Linked DNA regions of Homo sapiens: region 1 is linked to region 2. Evidence: read pairs that join two places in POLR2A ChIA-PET (ENCODE). Cell type or tissue: HepG2. All regions are shown on one strand. Links, peaks and the distances in the headings refer to the core of each region. The heading gives the core; the rest is flanking DNA.

Region 1 (10,253 bases), core at 1,765-6,764, 70 kb before region 2:
CATTCAAAGGCTGCCTACTCTTCCATAATATTAATGCTGGGATATTAATTCTAACTCATGTATTGAGCATTTTACACAGTGGCCTTTTATAAATATCAGAGCACTTTCATATCTATTATCCTATTTAGCCTCGGCTGGTGCTCACCACGTGGCCCTCATACTTTCTTTCCATAAGTTATTTCCACCACACTTGCCTTGCTCTTCAATATGAAAAAAGTAAACACTCTCTACATCACTGGACTTCTGGGTAGTATCCCAAGGATCATGCTGGGGGGTGGGGGGTACCATCGCTGGACTCCTGGGTAGTATTCTAAGGATCATGCTGGGGGGTTGGGGGTGCCATCACTGGACTCCTGGGTAGAATTCTAAGGATCATACTGGGGTGTTGGGGGAGGGAAGAAGAACAAAAACTGCACGCACACCCCCCACGACCATTTAAGCCTTCCTGAAACATTATATAACAGGTACTGATCACAAACTTTCTATAATACCCCATTGCCTAAACCAGAAGATCAAAACTGATATTCAACATGTTCTACCAACTGACGCAAAGCAGCCAGCTTCCCTTCTCCCACCAAGCTGCTCTTGAAACGTACATACAGTTACATACATACAGTTTCTAAGCTGTATTCTTCAGAGCCCTGGGTTCAGTGGACGAGCCTCAAAGGCCACTCTAGGGCTGAGAGGTCATGCAGGCAGATATGCCAACCAACCTCTGCCCATCCTGCTTCACCCACAGAAGCTACAGTCCTCAGGTTTAATAAGTTGGAGTTCCATGTGATATTTTGACAAAAGGTTCATCGCTTTAAAAAGAAGAATTCGAAAATCACTGACCTATATAAAATACTACGCTACAATATTTCAATTGCACAGTGGCTTATTCACTGTCTATCCTGAAGAGAAACTGGATTTTCTCATGTCTGCACTTATGTAATTACTACTTTCAAATCCCTCGCTCAGTCCCTTAATCTATCCAAAACATCCCCATAAGTTTTACTTCAAATATCACTTTATAAAAACCTCCTCTGACTACCACAGCTTGAAAGAGTTTCTATACTGCTATGGCAATTAGCACTCAGGGGATTGATTTTATAATAATGTTATATATAAAATACATTTCCTAATATTACACAACACTCTTAACTTGGAACATGGTTCTTTCTCATCTTCTCAACCACACTGTAAATTCTTTGCAGGCAAGCGCTATATAGGTTCAGCTCTTTATCCTCTTTAGCATCTATTACGGGGTTTTCAACCAATTTTAAGGACTTGATCTGACAATACTAAAAGATAGCTCTGCCTGCTGAGTTGAGAATGTAACTCAGGGAGGAAGCAAGGAAATCATTAAGGAGGCCACTTGTCTCCCATGGGGTGAGAAAAGTATACAAGTAACTATGATACCAGGCTTATAAACACTACCCCATACCTAGAGGCAGAATAATCCCAGGCAAGGAGCACACTTCCAGTGGGCAGGTCCCTGACTAGTTGCCATTTAATGTTCCCCTTCCATCTATTTTTAATATATTTGTTTATTATAATGGCTATTACAAATAATAGTCATAGTCTCATGAAACCTCAGAACTGATGGGCCCATGTAATTTTATCATTTGCAGATTAACACCCTTAGACTACCAGCTCAACACTGTGACAAGTTATTTTAGTTGGGAGACCACAGACCCACCCCGTTTGACCTATTTCTCTTTTCCTAAGAACTTAACAACTTTTAGGAAATCAGGCTACTGAGTGAACTACACGTAAATTACTCTCTTTCCTGATTTTTCAAAAGGAAATTGAAAAAAAAAATGGTATCTATAGTATAGCCCTTTGGAAAAATCTCTAATGGCCACCTTGTTTTGTAGCAATCATCACATTCTGAGCCCAAATCAAAGGATCTTCTATGACTGAGTTCCATAACAATATGTCATTTTAACAATTTATTAGCTTGGAATAATTGTGCCAAAAAGAAAACTATTTTTCTCCAGGCAAAAATGAACTGAGTTCCTTTTAATTTTCTCCAACCCTTTCCTGATCAGGAAGATATTCAGTTGCAACCAATTACATTAAGATTAATTTTCAAAAATAAGTACTGGTTTTTAAAACCTGAATGTGTTTTATCTATTTCCAAGATATCAGCCATTATCCGTTTCTTAAATTAAAGTTACTTTTCAAAAAAGTAGAGAAAGAGTAATTTCACCTCTTTATATCTCAACTCCCCCTCCAGTCACTACAAAGAATAAAAGGAAATTCAATTTTAAGATGAGGATATTATATTTGATAATGAATAATTAAGATAACCAAGGAACTGTAAGGGATATTTTATCTTGAGAAATTGGCTGCAAGGTGACTGATGGCTCTCAAACTCAATGAGCTTAAGTGACAGAGATGACTCTTGCTCTGGTTTTGTGGCCCCCTCTGAGATGGAAAGGGCCAGCTCAGAAGAAATGCAATAGCACAGCTATGTTTGGCAAAGAAATTGATCTTTGGTGTGCTTTGGCTTGCCTGGATCTGCCTGGGGTACTAGTGGCTCCTTTCATTTTCATTGTGGTGATTATTCAGTGGGTCTTTTCACTCTGGAAACTTAAATCTATGAATTTGGAAGTTTTTCTTGTATTGGTTCTTAGGCCAGTTTCCACCTTTTTTTCTGTTCTGTTTTAGAACTCATATTTATCAGATGTTGGACTTCCTAGATTGATTCTCTAATTTGCTAGTCTTTCCTCTTCTAACTTGTATTTCTATTCTAATTTTTTGTTTTCTTCTTTTTTTAAACCTTTCAACCCTTCTACTGACTTCTTTTTTAGTTTGAATATATTTTTAATTTCTGAGAGTTCTCTATTTCTTTTTCATAGAGGCTTGTTTTAGAATGTAGTGTCTTAATTCTATTTTCTGTTTTCAGGTTTCTTTCTAATCCCCTGCTATCTCTGTTTTCTTCAGCTTCCTCCTTCTATTTATTTTGGTCTCTCTCTTTTTCTGCGTTGGAGAGTTTCCTCAAACATCCTGGGATTTTGGGCTGCCCGTCCATATTTAAGAAAGTGGAAGTCAAAGCTGACTAGAAATGCTATGTGAGTGACTAGGGCTTGTTGCCCACAAGGCTTCATTGATGAGTGAGCTTTGTTATAAAGTGATCAGGAAGCAAACTGGCCTTCTAGTTGCAGAAACCTTCACATGTCAAGGCCTGGAGATCTTTTCTCTGGGACCATTCAGTTTATCCAGAGAAAACTCTTATAATAAATATTCTAGAAATAGGGGGGGGGAGCTACAGGGCCACACTAGTTTGGTATAAAGACTTAAGATCTTTTTTTTTTTTTTTCCTATAGACAGAATCTTGCTGTGTCACTCAGGCTAGCATGACACGATCTAGGCTTACCGCAACCTTTGCCTCCTGGGTTCAAGCAATTCTCACGCCTCACTCTCCCGAATAGCTGGGATTACAGGCACACGCCACCATGCCTGGCTAATTTTTGTATTTTTAGTAGAGAAGGGGTTTTAATGTATTGGCCAGGCTGGTCTCAAACTCCTGACCTCAAGTAACCCGCCCACTTGGTCTCCCAAACTGCTAGGATTACAGGCATGAGCCACCGAATCTGGCCTTAAGACCTTTTTAATCATGGCACCTCACTCCCACCTTCTGCAACAACTGGTACTTCTAACATCTTAAGCCTTTCAAGAGTTATCTGGCATCAATCAACTTACTTGCCATCAATAGCCCCTTCTGCAGACCTTGGACTAAAGCTACCTCTGCTCCATTAAGGCTATCAACATACCTTTGTATTCTTTTATTATTTTATTTATTATTTATTTTCCAGAGGCAACGTCTTGCTCTGTTGCCCAGGCCAGAGTGCAGTAGTGCACTCATAGCTCACTGCAGCCTCAAATTCCTGGGCTCAAGTGATCCTCCTGCCTCAGCCTCCTGAGTAGCTGGGACTTAGGTGCCTGGCTAATTTAAAATAATTTTTTTTTTTTTTTTTTTTGTAGAGACAGGGTCTATGTTGCCCAGTCTGGTCTTGAACTCCTGGCCTCAAGTGATCCTCTCACCTTGGCTTTCCAAATGTTGGGATTAAAGTTGTGAGCCACTGTGCCCAGCCCTTCTGTCTTGTAAAAAGTTATTATGAAATCTCTTTATTGACTGTTTCTTCTCCTGTTCTCTTTGTCATAGTGGTTATTCCAGTGGGGCTTCAAGAGAGAAAAGGAGATAAATGCACATCACGGATCCACCAGGTTTAACAACCATTCCCTAACACTGGTGGGGCCCTTTGGGAAAACTCTAGTATAATTCTCCACACCAATTTTAGTGATGCCAAAACTCTGACAGAAGCAGACTTTTTTCACTCCAAACATTAGTTTGGAGATAGATAATTATCTTAATGGGGCAGATACAGCTCTTTGATCTATCTGCTAGTTTTCCACTTACACCAGGCCTACCATACATGGTTCTCTTTCTTTGGCAGTGTCAAAAATCAAAACAATTACTCACTCTATGTCATTGTGATCTGTTTATATTTGTTTGATCATTACCACAGGCAAATAGGGTCAGACAAGATCCACATGAACCACCTCCATTATATTAATGTTATAGAAGAAAGAGAGGATCTGGTACCATAACATAATGATGATACTATCTTCAGAAACTGTACAAAGGGTTTGAGTCTTCCATATGCCTTCCTAAGAAGCCACTTTACACTCAACCTAACAACCACAGATGAGAAGTCATTTCTATGGACTAGAAAAAGGTATCCCCTTGGGAGAAAAGCACAAAAGATCAGAATTATAAGCATCGTAGTATAATATTTTAAATACTTGATAGGTTCTTCTCTAAGGATTAATTATAACAGAAAGCTAGCATTCAGCAGAAGGCAATTCAGAACTATTCTAGCATATGAAGACAGATAAGCTCTTTGGGCAAAGCTTTCAACAATAACACCAAAAGGAACCATGTTTAAGACTCAGTAGCAAGGAAAAGACCATGAACCAGAATGCAAAATTAAAAAGTAATCTTCTTACAACCAGTATTAGATTGGTGGTAGAGACCAGCTAATATCATGTGTTGACATAATCCAAAAGATTGAAAGGTATTTAAGAAGGGAAGAATTTTCTTACCAGGCGATTCATGGTTATGGACTGCCACATCCATCTAACACCTAACCCTTCCTGAATACCATCAAAATTCATCTCACATTCCTGTATCCTTCCCACATGCTTGGTAACATTCTATTCTGCATTTTGCTATTTCTCTTTTACCATTAACTTTTCACTTGTTTACTCAATGAGATGGAAATCCTTGAGGCCAGGGACTTACAGCCCTGAGAACATGGGTTTCAGAATCTATGTAGACTGCTTGTAATCTCCCAATACACACTGCTGCTTCTCCTGCGGTCATAGAAACCCACATTTTTAGCTAGCACATAACCACCCAGAATAACTTCGTTTCACAGCCTCTCTTGCAACTTACGCAGCCATGAGACTGAATTCTAGCCAATGGGACAAAAATAGAAATGACCTGTGGCAGCTCCTAAACACCTGAAGAGACACCACATGCATCTTTGTCCTTTGTCATCTCTCCTTAGTCCCCTCGTCCATCCTACTGTCTGGCCTCGGATAAAGCCATGTTGGACTATGAGGTCAGGGTCATACTAGGCAGAGCAGCACTACATAAGGAGTCAAGATCTCCGATACCATGGGCTACTACACCACTCTGGGACAGGATTTATGTGAGAAAGAGAAACTTCTATCTTGTGTAAGCTTATGTTATTTTAAGGTTTTATTGTTCCTCACAGCTGAGCCTAACAGTAATATAGTCACACAGATTTAGGTTCAACTCATAGCTCAGTCACTTTCTGGCTAAATAATCTCAAGCAAATCAACTGCCCCAGTTTTCTCATCTGTAAAATGGGATCAATGTTACTTAACTCAGATTTATGAGATATACATGGCAAAGAACCCCACAAATCCACATAAAATTGAAACTGCGTATTCTCATAAAGAATACTATGCAGCCATAAAAAAATGATGAGTTCATGTCCTTTGTAGGGACATGGATGAAATTGGAAATCAACATTCTCAGTAAACTATCACAAGGACAAAAAACCAAACACCGCATGTTCTCACTCATAGATGGGAATTGAACAATGAGAACACATGGACACAGGAAGGGGAACATCACACTCTGGGAACTGTTGTGGGGTGGGGGGAGGGGGGAGGGATAGCATTAGGAGATATACCTAATGCTAAATGATGAGTTAATGGGTGCAGCACACCAGCATGGCACATGTATATATATGTAACTAACCTGCACATTGTGCACATGTACCCTAAAACTTAAAGTAAAATAATAAAAAAAAAAAAAGAAAACGACCCTTTAATAGGGAGAAGTAACATAGTCAGGAAAGAGAGGGAAGGCTTCCCTGAGGAAGTGACACATAGAATTTAAAATATAGATAGAAAGTAGGCAAAGAGGACCGGGTGCAGTGGCTCATGCCTGTAATCCCAGCACTTTGGGAAGCGAAGGTGGGTGGATCATTTGAGATCAGGAGTTCAAGGCCAGCCTGGTCAATATGGTGAAACCCCGTCTCTACTAAAAATACAAAAAGTAGCCAGGCGGTAGCGGTGCATGCCTGTAATCCCAGCTACTCGGGAGGCTGAGGCAAGAGAATCGCTTGAGCCTAGGAGGCGGAAGTTGCAGTAAGCCAAGATTGTGCCCCTGTACTCCAGTGTGGGTGACAGAGTGCAACCCTGTCTTGAAAAAAAAAAAAAAAGGTCGGGCGCGGTGGCTCACGCACACTTTGGGAGTAATCCCAGCACTTTGGGAGGCTCAGGCAGGTGGATCACCTGAGGTCAGGAGTTCGAGACCAGCCTGGTCAACATGGCAAAACCCTGTCTCTACTGAAAATTCAAAAATTAGCCAGGTGTGGTGGCACATGCCTGTAATCCCAGCTACTCGGGAGGCTGAGGCACGAGAATCACTTGAACATAGGAGGTGGAGGTTGCAGTGAGCCAAGATCACACCACTGCACTCCAGCCTGGGTGACCAGTGAGACTCTGTCTCAAAAAAAAAGAAAAGAAGAGAGGAGAGGAGAGGAGGAGAGGGGAGGGGAGGGGAGGGGAGGAGAAGAGAAGAGAAGAGAAGAGAAGAGAAGAGAAGAGAAGGGAAGAGAAGGGAAGAGAAGAGGAGAGGGCAAAGAGGGATGAGAAACATTCTAAGCAAAGGTCACTGCATAGCCAAAGGCCTTGGGCTGGAGGGATTACAGAGGCTACAAAGGAACTGAAAATCAGCATGACCCCAGGAAAGACAATGAGGACATTAGTAAAGGGAGAAGAGGCTGAAGAGGAAAATAGGGGCACCTTGCAGGCCTTACAGTCCATGTGAAGAAGTATGGCCTTTACCCTAAGAGAGAAAGAAACCAATGGACACGTTTAGGTTGGAAGGATGAAGTGGAACATGGCTGGAGATTCTGATTCCAAAAGCTCATCTTGGTCACAGTATGAAAAACAGGTTCAGCGTGGAGGCAAGTCTGATGTAGATGTAGGGAAACCATTCGGAGGCTACTGTAATAGTCCAGTTGGCTGGAGACGGAGAGAGCAGCAGTTGGATTCAAGACCTAGTTTAGAATTAAAAGCAACAGGACCTGGTGTTGGATTGGATGTGGGACAGGAGGAAGAATGAAAAGTCAATGGGGAGGTTTCTGAGGTTTGTGAAATTGAATACAAGGTGGTCCCAGTCACCGGATTAGAACTAGAACAGAATCAGATTTATGGAGTAAGGTAAAGAGTTTGATTTGGGACACAGTGATTCTGAGGTGTCTTTGAGAAATCCAAAAAGAGATGTCAAGTAGGCAGTGGGCATATAATTAGAATTTGGTCAGAAGAAGTCTAAGCCAGAAACAGAAATTCTGGGTGGTCTGTGTATAGTTGTGAATGTGCATGAGATTGCCTAGGGTGAGAGTAAAAAGAGGAAAGAGAGAATGCCAATATTTATAGACATAAGAGAATCCACCTCTCTGTGAAACCATAGGAAAATGCCATTATACAGACCAAAATAGCTACTTGTGCTATGATTGCAATGTGTCTCTCAGAAATTTATGTGTTAGAAACTTAATCCCCAATGCAACAGTGTTAGGAGGTGGGGCCTAATGGGAGGTGTTTAGGTCTCATTAATTAATGGAATGATGCTGTTACAAAAAGGGCTCACAGGAGTGAGTTCACTTTCTTCCCCCTCTCTCTTGCCCTTCCATCTTCCTCCATGTATGGACACAGCATAAAGGGCTTTGCCAGAGGCCAGTACCGTGATCTTAAATTTCCAGCTTCCAGAACTGTGAGAAAATAAATTTATCATCTTTATAAATTGCCCAGTCTATAGTATTCTGTTATAGCAGCACAAAATAAACTAACACAAACTGAAATTTCTATATGGCTCAATCCAATAGAAGGGATTTTTTTCCTACCAAGGAAAGAGTAAAGTCAGAAGAGTGCGATATATAGTGAAAATCAAAAAATTAGGAGATGATAACCAGTTGTGACAAATGTTCTTGAGTACTCACAGAGGATGAAACATCAAATGGGTTTGGAGAGAGTGGTCACTAGTTACTTTAAGAAGAATTATTCTGGCAGAAAGGTGGGGTTAGAAGTCAGTTTAAGATGAGAAAGGTGAGAGAATGGAATACAGGCAGCAACTAAGCAATTCTTTTGAAAATCATAAAGAGAATATACTTAAAGAGATTAGAATAGTGACTGACTTCAAGGGCTCGATAAATGAGTCTGGTTAAATGTTGTTTTTCACATTAAGATTACTAGTAGCTTCAAATCTCCCATAGCTCTTTTAGCAATGCTTTGCACTTAGTTGGCACTCACTAAATATTTTAGATGTGATGATTAACCATTAAGGAGAAACAAAGGGGTGCTAAGTCATTCTACATAATTTGCTATTAAAAGTGGCTGTAAATTCTTGGCAAACCAGATGCCCTATTTTCCCTTCATAAAAATAAAAGTTAATCTAAATATAATCCTGTGTTTTTCATTTCTTCATGCTATAACAAAACCTTCCCATTAGAATGTCATTAGATTACTACTATGATGAAGTTAAACTCCCTAAAAAAATTTGGACTAAAAGTGAAGCTAGTTATATTTTGTGACACAATTCATTGTTGGGAGATTTAATGAGATAATCTGTGAGAACCTCCAGCATCTGTGAACAAAGTTGATCTTAGGATCAAGCTCTCCTCTTTGCTATAGTCAATGAAAGAATGAGGGTTCTGGAATCACACCGAAAATACATTGGCCACTAATTTGTTATCTCTCTAGCTTATATTTATAGTAAGTGATGCTTCTCTTATCCATAGCTGAAATTTTAGTTTAAAGGACAAAACACCCAGCCACATGAAATACAGAAAGCAAAGGCTGCAGGAAACCAAAACGGGTGTCAGACTCCCATCATGGACCTTCATCTACTTCCCTAAAACAAAAATCAACCCAGAGAAATTTATGCTTTTTGCTTTACCTGGAATGCTCTTTGCTCATCTACTACTTTCTCTATAGGCAAGCCTCCCTCAATGCCCTACCATGACCCCAAAACACAGACATGCATTCATTCTGTAAGTCCTATATCAGTATGAATCCCATTCTGGATCCCCCAAAATAAGAGTTGTCTTTCCTCTGAATTCCTACCACTCTTTTGTTCATAATTCAATTTCAGTACCTAATACACTGGATTACAATCATCTGTTTACCGATCTTTTCCCAGCTCAATCTCCCAAATGAACTATGTCCATCGCAAAGCTGAGATCTGGGGACACAAAGTTAGTGGCTTAAAAATAACACAAACTTATTCTCTGAAAGTTCTGGAGGTCAGAAGTCTAAAATGATTCTGCAGGGATGCGTTCCTTCTGGAGGCTATGGGGGGAATCCATTTCCTTCACTTTTCCAGCTTCTGGAGGCTGCCTGCATTCCTTGACTTCTGGCCCCTTCCTTATCATCAAAGCCAGCAACATAGCATCTTAACACCTTTTCCTCTGTTCCAGTCATTTCATTGCTCTCTCTCTCTCTCTCTCTCTCTCTCTCTCTCTCTCTCTCTCTCTCTCTCTCTCTCTCTCTCTCTCTCTCTCTCTCTGACTCCCCGCTGCCTCTCTTCTATAAGGACTCTTGTGATTAGATTGAGCCCACCTGGATAATGCAGGGTAATCTCCCATCTCAAGATTCTTAAAAGTTTGCACATTAAGAATCTGCAAACTCCCTGCTGCCATAGAAGGTAACATCAGGATATTGTT
Region 2 (10,253 bases), core at 2,296-7,295:
AATCCGTTTCTCCACCACCCCCATAGAATAGGGTAGGCTTTCCAACTCTCCTCTGAACACACTGCAATGTGTTATCCCTTTTAAGATGTGCTGTTCTAAAGGAAACTATCAACAAAGTAAACAGACAACCTATAGAATGAGAGGAAATTTTTGCAAACTGCATCTGACACAGGTCTAATATCCAGCATCTATAAGGAACTTAAACAAATTTACAAGAGAAAAAACAAACAGCCCAATTAAAAAGTGGGCAAAGGACATGAACAGACACTTTTCAAAAGAACACATACATGCAGGACAAACATATGGAAAAAGAAAAGCTCAATATCACTGACCGGAGAAATGCAAATCAAAACCACAATGAGATACCATCTAACACCAGTCAGAATGGCTATTACTAAAAAGTCAAAAAATAACAGATGCTGGCAAGGTTGCAGAGAAAAAGGAACACTATACACTGTTGATGGGACTGTAAATTAGTTTAATTATTATGGAAGACGGTGTGGCAATCCCTCAAAGACCTAAAGACAGAAATATCATTCAACCCAGCAATCTCATTAGTGGATATATACTCAAAAAAATATAAATTGTTCTATCATAAAGATACATGCATGCATCTATTTATCACAGCACTATTCATAATAGCAAAGACATGGAATCAACCTAAATGCCCATCAGTGATAGACTAAAGGATATCATTAGTCTAGACTAAAGGATATGATAGACTACAGGATAAAGAAACTGTGGCACATATACACCATGGAATACTATGCAGCCATAAAAAAGAATGAAATCATGTCCTTTGCAGGAACATGGATGGAGCTGGAGACCATTATCCTTAGCAAACAAACACAGGAACAGAAAATCAAATATCACATGTTCTCACTTATAAGTGAGAGCTAAATGATGAGAACACATGGATGCATAGAAAGGAACAAAACAAACTGGGGTTTATCAGAGGGCAGAGAGTGGGAGGAGGAAGAGGATCAGGAAAAATAATTAATGGGTACTAGGCTTAATATGTCGGTGATGAAATACTCTGTACAACAAACCCCTATGACACATGTTTACCTACGTAACAAACCTGCACATGGACTCAACTTAGAATAAAAGTTTTAAAAAATGTCCTGCTCTAAATTCATCACAGTGTTCCAGGTGTGGTCTAGTAACTTGTGTCCAAGGAGTAGCACGTCCTTGTTCTAGATACCTCATCTCTGTTAATGCAGCCTCAGTTCCTGTTTCCTCCAACTTGAGATAAGAATGAACAGAAACAGGTTCCCAAGGTAAAGATGAAATTCACCACAGCAACATATCTTTTCCCCTCTCTTTGGAGAACTCCTGATTCTCCAAAAGTCATCCTCCCATATTCTCCAAAGAATTCCTCAGGGGTGATATCACTCTGAACCTAGTCCAGCCCTTTCCAAACCCTCAGAGAAGGATGCCAGGGAGACTGCAACAGAAGTCCTGAGTCTCAACGCTCTCTGGAGATAATCCTCTCCGCTCCCTAATGCCAGGCCCCAGGGTCTCACAAAATATACAGGCAATTGGGCCAGATTTTTGTTCAAACTATTTTCATGGACCCAGGGAAGGCTGGTAGCCTGCAGCCCAAGGAGTCACAGACAGCACTTCTCCATGTCTCAGAAAATGCACTTTTGGGAAGTGAAGAGAGATGCTTTAAGATTACTTCTACGTCATCTTCCAGGTCAGGGAAAGGTCTCAAAAGCCAAGTTCTGGGACTGATGGGATGAATCATAGAAAAACCACAGGAGTGAAAACCACCAAATATCCATGTGCAAATACCTGTGCACACGTATGTGCTCTCACCCAGGCTTGTACCCTTTCAGATGACCAGTAGTAGTTCCTCTCCCCAGAAACACCACAACTTCTAGATAAAGCAGTCCCAGGAAAGGGATGGCCAATAGCCAGTAATTTTTTTTCTACCAGTGCACAAATGGAAGAACCCAAGCCAAGGAAGTGAAATGGGTTTCCTGAGATCTCGCGTGGTAACATGCCACCAGTGCCAAACAGCTTCCATCTCCATGCACATGGCTTCTACCACTACCTACTGCCTCCTCCTACAAAGCAAAGGTGCATCAGCTGTCCTCTAGACTCTAGGACCAAAGCACTAATTTGCATCCTGCTTAATTTTCATTTCCATACGGAATTCCCAGTTTCTAATTTTAAGTCGGCAAATCAAACAATTAAGCCAGTCCACTGCGTGGTCCTCAAACCCAGAATTATGTGTTTTAGCCACAAAGTACTAAATGTTAAAACAAATTCACTAAATTGTATCCCAGAACAGGACTACCTGGGGACTGGCTGTTAAGGGTGGTGGTTTATCAGCCCTTCTTGTCAGGGCAGGAGGATTTGCAAGAATTTACACACAGACACACACACACACACACACACACACACACACACACACACACACACGCAATCCATGCTCTGTTGTCCAGAATTATCAGGGAAATTTTCAGGAGGTCCAGGCTCTAGACTTTTCTTGTGCAAACCACAGAAACCACTAAAAGCCCATGATAACACATACCTCTACATCCCTCAGAAAGTTTTAGAAACACAGTGGAGAGGACAGGGACATGGGCTTCAGCCAGCTATGTCAGTTTCCTGCTATTTATCCTCACTTCATCTATGGAGCCTTACAAGGGTTTAAAGGAATAAATAAAACAACAGTGAGGACGTAACCGGCATGCAGCAGCGGAGCAGATATTCCATAAATGGTGCTGTCCTCTTTTCCCCACTCTTTAAGGAACATCTATGCGAGATTCCATCAAAGAGTAAAAACCTCCATCCAGTCTCCTCTTGCCTCAAGTCCCACATGATTCTAGAAAGAAACTCTTAAAGCCGACTCAAGGAGGTTTGATGGTCAGTGCAAGTTACATTTGTGGTGAGAAACAGGAGGATTGCAAGGCTTAACCCCCATGCCTATCCCCTAACAATGAAGCAGGATAACTGGAAGAGGGTGTAAGGTGTCCCTTTGCCATATTTAATCAATCAACCCATATTAGTTGAGTGGTTATTCTTTGCAGGGCATTATGCGGAGGGGTAAAACCTGATCCTACCCTCCAGCTGCTTTCCACCTAGCTAGGAAAGCAAGGCCCCAAGCCCCAAGTCCTTGGGTGAAATATGTCCTCTCTCTCGCCTCAGAAGCCACATATGAATAGTGGTGCTGGTGCACAGTGTCCTCCAGCCTCACTCCTAAGCTCTGGAGGCAGGCACTGAGTATGCCTGGTCTGCCGTTTGATTCCCAGTTCCAGCAAAGAGCATGACACAAGGAAGGCTCTCCACAAATACCAGGCTATTGAATCCACGAGATAATGAAAGAATCAGTGGATTAAATTTGAGTCAGAGGAACAATCATTTAGAGATTTGCTGCATTTTGACACTAACAAATACCATGCAGATGTACCCATTTCCAAAGCCTAGGAGAAGTAGTCCTCCTGAGGCCCATCCTCTCAGAGTCAGGCAACAATAATTCAAGACCCTGCATCGTTTTCAGATGTCTTTAGGGCTTGACTTTTGCCTTAAGTTTCTTAAATCCAGCCCTGGAAATGTCAGAATGGGATTCACAAGGGATTGAATCTTGCCACTGCAGGGCATTTCAGATACTACAACCAGTGGATCCTGCCCTCTTCACCCAGGACAAGATCACAAAAAGTCAGACTGACATCAGCATCACCATCACAACGATCAGAAAGTTTAAACCTCAGCACCTCCAATTCGTATGCAGATGGCTTTGATGACTGGAAAATAAGAAGAGCCATCAGAGAAGATTATAGTCCTGACAACTCACTGTGTAATTAAAATGTCATTCTCTCCCTGGCTCCCCTAGCTCCCTCCCAGCCCCTAAACGAGCATCACACCAGCCCACTCTCTCCTACACCCTGTGCCCATCCCTCCCTCATCATGCTCCTAGAACGCCTTCCAGGTCAAACCCTGAGGAGGCAGTACCAGGGCCCTCCTACAGCCAGGCCGGGCCCATGACGCCTCCATGACTCGCCCCATGGCAGGTAGGATGAAGACACACTCTGGGCGAGGCTGGTGGAGCCATCTGCCCTCCTCATACCTCCTTTGCATGTGCTGCAAAGCTCTCTCCCACAGAGCCCTGAACAGCAGGCCAGCGGGGAACACCAGTTAACCTGAGGATAGTGCGGCAGGGCCAAGAGAGTTGGACACTCTCAGTCCTGTAGCCCTGCCGCACACCCTAGAGCCAGGCATCTCTGCTTCCTCACTCAGGAAAATGACATTCTGGACAGTTGGCCCCTGGTGGTGGAAAAGAGCCCAGGCAGAGAAATACAACAGATCAGGTGCGAGGCCTAGCCCCTAAGTGACCCGAGACAAGTCACTTCCTCTCTCCTGAGCCTGAAAAGGGTTGGGTAAAGGAACCCTGAATTGCCTTACTTCCAGACTGTGTTCCAGGCTCTTTCTCCACAGGCTTCCCACTGAAAAGCACTTCACTTGCTTCTTAGAGACTTATTTTTAGGAACAGACTAGGCTCAGTTCACTTGTTCCATTTCACAGAGACTCCGATCTGAAAGCTCCCAGTAAGATCCAGCACGCTAGACAACATAGCAGCCAGTACATCCCGGCTGCCAAGAACCTCTGTTCTATAATCCTGGCTCGGCAGAGCACCATCATGCGTGTGCCCTCCACGGGGCATGAGGAAATTCAAGGGAAAAACACACCATCATGCAATTAAGCATGGCCACACAAAACAAGCCAGATTTTCCCTTTGTTTCCCATTAAGGTTAGTCAAAACAGCACCTTTCAGGCTTGCCCGTGTGTGGTCTTTGCATTGGCCTTCAAACTCTCATTGAAAAGAGACTATTTCTTGATTATTTACTATGCAACACCCAAGACAATGCCATTAGCAGTTAATTATTACTCAACAACATGGACTCTGCCCTCAGAAACGTGTTTGATGCCCTTGCCAGAAAATATCCATGCAGAGCCTTACTGGCTCATCTTCACAATGGAATGGGCGAAGAAAAGGAGAGCCACCGACAAACTCTATTCGAACCACTCCTCGTAATTTCTCATTTAGTTACAGCTGGAAAATGAAATGCTACTGCCTGAACCAGCAGAAGGAATGGGCATGAAAAAGAGAAGAGGGACAAAAACCATAGCGGGGCCTCCAGCCCTACTCTACTCTAGATTCGTTCGCACAATAAATGTTTTACTGACCATCTGCCAAGTGCCAGGCAGTCTGTTCCCCCCAAGCAACCCCTATATCAATCTGTAAAATTTATGATTATTTAAATATTTATAATAGAATACTGCACTGCATTTTTTCAAAGCACTTTGATTTCTATTATAGTCTGCCTTCCACAGTCCATGTGGCAATGGGAAGCTCATCCAGCATCTCTTTCCTGTTTCTGCTTCCCAACGACTCTCCCTTGAGAACTGGTGCCCTTTGGCCCCTACTCATTCCAGCCTCACCCTGCTACTTCACTGCAGCCTGGAGCAGACTGCACATTCCTGAAGGGCATGTTTTATATTTGTGTGCATCCTTCCCAACATTAACAAAGCATCTACTATGTGCTGCACACCACATCTTCTGAAATCCCCGCAACATACGGAGTTCTCTGCTGTACATCTGGCCTCAAAAATGTTAAACGTATGAATCAATAGATTACAGCTTAATACAGAAAGAGCGTGGTATCAACCAAACTAGCAAAGAAATGAAGACAGCATTGGTGAATAAAACCCACTAAATGGTGAGCCCCAATGTCACCATTAGGCATTCCCAATTCCTTTATCGTCATCAAGTATGTTGCCTTCCAACCCAGAAGCAGTTGACAGATTTCCATTTTACCACATTTTCCTCCAAACATGACTGGGGGAAAGGCAAGACCAAGAACTGGTAAGAGAGTGTATAGATACAGAAAACCCAAATCTTAACAAAGCACTGAGGCACTGGTAACTGTTCTTTAACCCCCACATTCACACAACCAACTCTAAAGACTGTGTCCTATCAGCGAAAACCTTTTCATCTCCTTTACCCCTTTGGTCCAATAGTCTAATTTATTTAATCATTTTGACAGTGGCTTACTTTTTATTTAGAGCCAATTATGTACCTGGCCCCAGACCATGACATATAATGGGTAGGGACAATCAACGATATTATGACTTCTCTCCAGAAGCTGACAGTCTGGTTGGAAATATAAAACTCAATCCAAGAACAACAAGGACTTACGGGCTATACATGAAACAAGATTTCATGAACAAGATTAATATGGGCTGGAGTGATTAGGGTATGCGTCATAGAAGAGAAAGAACACAAGAAGTGAAAAAAAGGATGTCAAATAGTAACAGAAAAGATGAAAGTCATTTCAAGACAAGAGGACAGGCATGAATGAAGGAAAGGACACGGCAACAGTAATGGTAACTGGAGAAGCAGAAAGAGTGTACAAAGGGGTACCCAGTTTGCATGAAGTAGAGGATGAGCATTGCAGAAGAGGAACAAATTTAAAAAATAAAAAGTCAGCTAGAGAATTTTGATCATGTATTTATTTAATGCATAAATACTGAGCCTGTCATATGTGCCAGGTACCATGCCAGGTGCTGGAGATGCTGGGATGCAATGGTAAACCTGACATTACTAGTGTTTTCAAGGGTCTAGGAGTATGGCCTCGTAGAGAGAAAGCAAGTACAATGGTGATTAAAGGACAGAGTGATAAATGCAATGAGTAAGAGCAAGGTACTTATGGGACAGTAAATATGGGGTACCAACTTCATGCTGAGAAATAGTAATTTGGTATTAATATTAATAATTATCAATGTGATTATTCACGATGACAGCTTCCATTTATTGAATATCTACTATGTGCTAGATACTATACTAAGTACTTTATATATTGTGTCACTGAGTCCTCAGAGACCCTCTATACTACCCCTATCCCATTTCACCAGAGAGAAAGCAGATTTTACAAAAATCACAGAACTGCTAAGCGGCTTCCGTGAGTCCAGAGAACATCATCTCTGGCTTTTCCTCTACTATGAGGCACAAGCAATCCTAGTCCAGACAAACCTCATAGGAGTGACTGGATAGGGTTAATGCAATAATACATCCAGGGGAAATACTGCTGGCCAGGTCCTCCAAAATAATGCTGGATATAAAATTCTAGCTCCTGCAAGGTCACTTTTTCAGGACTGAATGTGCCAACCCAATTTCAAATGGCTCTCCTAGAATAAAAATGAAGTTCTACTTCCTAGAGGAATTAATACGCCCCTCTTGCCTCCCCTTCTGTGTCTCTCAGCCCCAACCCCCCGAGGAAAGCAAGGGCTGTTGGCGAGACACTGTCTCAGACCTAAATACCAGACCAAAGGTAAAGAGAACACTGGCAACCTTGCCAAATCCCCAGGACAGCTTTTATGTGCTCCTTTTGATCATCTGTGAGATCATTTAAGAAAAAAAGACCATTTTCATATCCAAGAGCCCCTCTGGAACAGAGTACAAACCTTGAAAGGTTACAGGAAACTTTTGCACAGACATGGAACTTCCAGCAGGAAAGTAGAAACCACAGTGCCCTTTGAGAAAACGTCTCAACACAAAAAAGGGCACAGCCAGCACTGAAGGGTACTTAAATACGGGGAGGACTTTCCTCAGCCAGAGAGAGGGGTTCCCAAACCAGCGCAAACTCACAACCTACAGAGATGGACCAACCAGGCTCTCTGCAAACAAGACTGGGCAGAGCAGTCTTGCAAACTCATCGCAGCCAAGGGAATAGACTCTCTGCTCTATTAAAGTAGTAATGGCTGTTTTGGTTCCTTATTTTATCAGAGAGATGAAGAGAAGAGAGGGGACATATAGGGGTCTTGCGAGATGGTAATTGGGAAGTTGGGAAATCATGTTTGAAAACCAGATGGAGACGAAAAGAGGAGTCTGAGATGGGAAACAGGGCAGATATATCTGGGATATTTATTTAAGGCTATGCATGGGGAGCTCTGCAAGCAGAGTGTGTATATCTGACACTTGTTGAAGTGACAGCCCTGGATCTCTGCAGAGCCTGTGAGACGGGAGGCCTCAGCAGCTGTCACACTCCAGTAAGCTGGCAGCTCTGCCTTGGATCTCCTGGCAAATCCCTGCCAATAGCTCAGACAGAAAGGTAACCACTTAATTAAAAAGAAAGAAAGAAAAGTAAAGAAACACCCATCTAGAGATGGAAAAGAGAGCAGCAGAACCTAATACTGAGAGGAAGGGGTGAGAAAAGAGTGATCTCAGGCTTTAGAAAAAGGGTCAGGAAGAAATAGGAAAGATCTAGCTTGATTTCTGAAAAGGGCCCCTTTTCCCTGGCCCCCTCTAAAATCAGGAGACATTCTTCAGGGAATTGTCAGAAGAGAAGGGAACAGACAATCCAACTAAATACAGATGGAAACCAAGAGAAGTTAGAGTCTCTTGGCTGCTATTCAGCAAGATAGACAAACATTCAGTAAATGGTCAAGGCGAAAAGGAAGCAAAAATAATCCATCAGCACAAATTCTTAAATACCCTCTCCTTACTCCACTCAGACCTGATTGCTTGTCTAGCTCCCTTTCTAACTCTCAGGCCATTCCCACTTTATCTCTTAGAGCCTTTTCAACAGCCTGCATACCCAACAGCTGTGAGTTCCCTGGGTCTATCCCTTTATGCCCAGGGACTGGGACATGCTCCAGGACAAAATGCCCCAGAATCTTATCTCCCTTCACCTCAGCTTACCTCCACTTCAGCCTGGAAGAGCCCTGAAATCTGCCTTAAGATAATTCAGAAGAGACAACCTGTCACTTCGGGGATCTAGAGCTCCTATTATTATCAAACAACCCAGGCTTCCAGCTTTAGCTCCTTTCCAGCCACTTCACAGCATCACTCCTTAAGGCATTTCAGTGTTTCTTGCAGCCTGAGAGTCATCTTTTCAGTACAGTTAAGAAAAATCTGTAACTATTGTAACTATCCTTCAACATCCTGAGTGTTCGCAAAAGCACACAGTGAGTTCTCTCATCACAGGAATTTTTCTGCAGAGGCTGTCAGTTCCTGGCACATGGGCACACTCTTGACTTTTACCAGGGGTCAAAGTGGCCTGTTAGATAGAGGGTCTGGCTGAAATCAGAAGACTAGAATAGATCCCTTGCTAAGTCTCCCCCATAGTCTCTATAAAGGAAGGGAGGATGTGCTCTGCTCTGCAAAAGCTCAGGAGACCTGAGCATTAAACTGAAAAATAAAACATATATCAGATCCACACAGAAAGGTGCAAAATTACCTGAGGAAAACAGAAAGGTGCCCAGGCTGGTAAACCTGACTACAGGTAGATTAAATTATTTTAAAAATCTATATTTACATATATTTAAATCAGCAAAGGGATTGGCCAGTGGAAGAACAGAAAAGTTGAGACATCTAAGCAAAGAGGCAGTGCCCACTGAGGCACAGGCCAGGGAAAAGTGGCCTTGCCCAAAACCACATGGCAGGCAACAGCCTTTCTGTGGTGGTAAAGCCAGTCTTCAAGCCTCTTTCTTCTTCTGGTTCCTCTAACACAAGTGCCACTTGTATTCCTTGTTCTGAACCTAGTGTCCCCAGTGACCAGGCCTGCTGCACCAGGCCTCATGCTACACTCAGAGTGCCTTCCTCCCCACCAGCTACACACCAACACAAAAACCCATACATCATCCCTTTTGAACTTTCCTGAGCCCTTTCCCAGTTTAACAGGACAATCTGCAGAGTAGCAACTTTCACACTAGAGTCTAAGACACTTCTTGAAAAAACCCTGGAAAACGGCAGTCAGGTTGATGGCTCAGACCAGCAGTTGTCAAGCTTGAGCACACATCAGAATCACCTGGAGGGCTTGTCAAACACAGATTGCTGGGCCCCACCCCCAGAGTTTCATATTCCACAGGTGCTGGGTGGGGCCTGAAACTCCACATTTCTAACAAGTTCCCAGGTGAGCCTGACACTACTGGTCTGGGGATCACATTTTCAGAATCACTGGTCTGGACTATTCAAATAATCCAGGACACAGAGGTGGGAGCCCAAAAACACTGGCATTAAAAACCCCAGACAAGTCCCTTATCTTCCAGGGGACAACCACTCCCTATCTGAGTAGCAGTAGAATAGAACCCCCTAGCTCAGCACCAACCACAGGCCAGGATCTACATCACCACTTTGGCATTTATTATCTAATTCTACATGAGTAGGGTAATACCTAGGCTAAATGAATGGTGTGATTTCAATGACATTATTACCATAATTAAAATTAATGGGCCAACTTTCT

The links. ChIA-PET counts read pairs that join two places held together with the same protein. Peaks named below come from ENCODE experiments on the same cell type or tissue, not always from the same donor. Only the 100,000 strongest peaks of a DNase experiment are listed, where the experiment ranks them.
Region 1: POLR2A ChIA-PET joins it to region 2 with 5 read pairs; 3 of 35 experiments call an interaction of 5 or more read pairs at or near these places.

The regions. Positions count from the first base shown.
Region 1 is chr1:162,261,312-162,271,564 of GRCh38, reverse strand. The region is part of intron 2 of NOS1AP (nitric oxide synthase 1 adaptor protein); the gene reads right to left. Among named protein-coding and RNA genes, the nearest start is that of MIR556, 76 kb to the left of the region's middle. In HepG2, for the core only: no CTCF peak of the experiment used is centred there; no DNase peak of the experiment used is centred there.
Region 2 is chr1:162,191,773-162,202,025 of GRCh38, reverse strand. The region is part of intron 2 of NOS1AP (nitric oxide synthase 1 adaptor protein); the gene reads right to left. Among named protein-coding and RNA genes, the nearest start is that of MIR4654, 40 kb to the right of the region's middle. RefSeq lists an enhancer at 3,347-3,983. In HepG2, for the core only: a CTCF peak has its summit at 4,280 (motif pointing left); DNase peaks (open chromatin) are centred at 4,295, 4,895 and 5,435; H3K4me3 peaks cover 1,235 bases.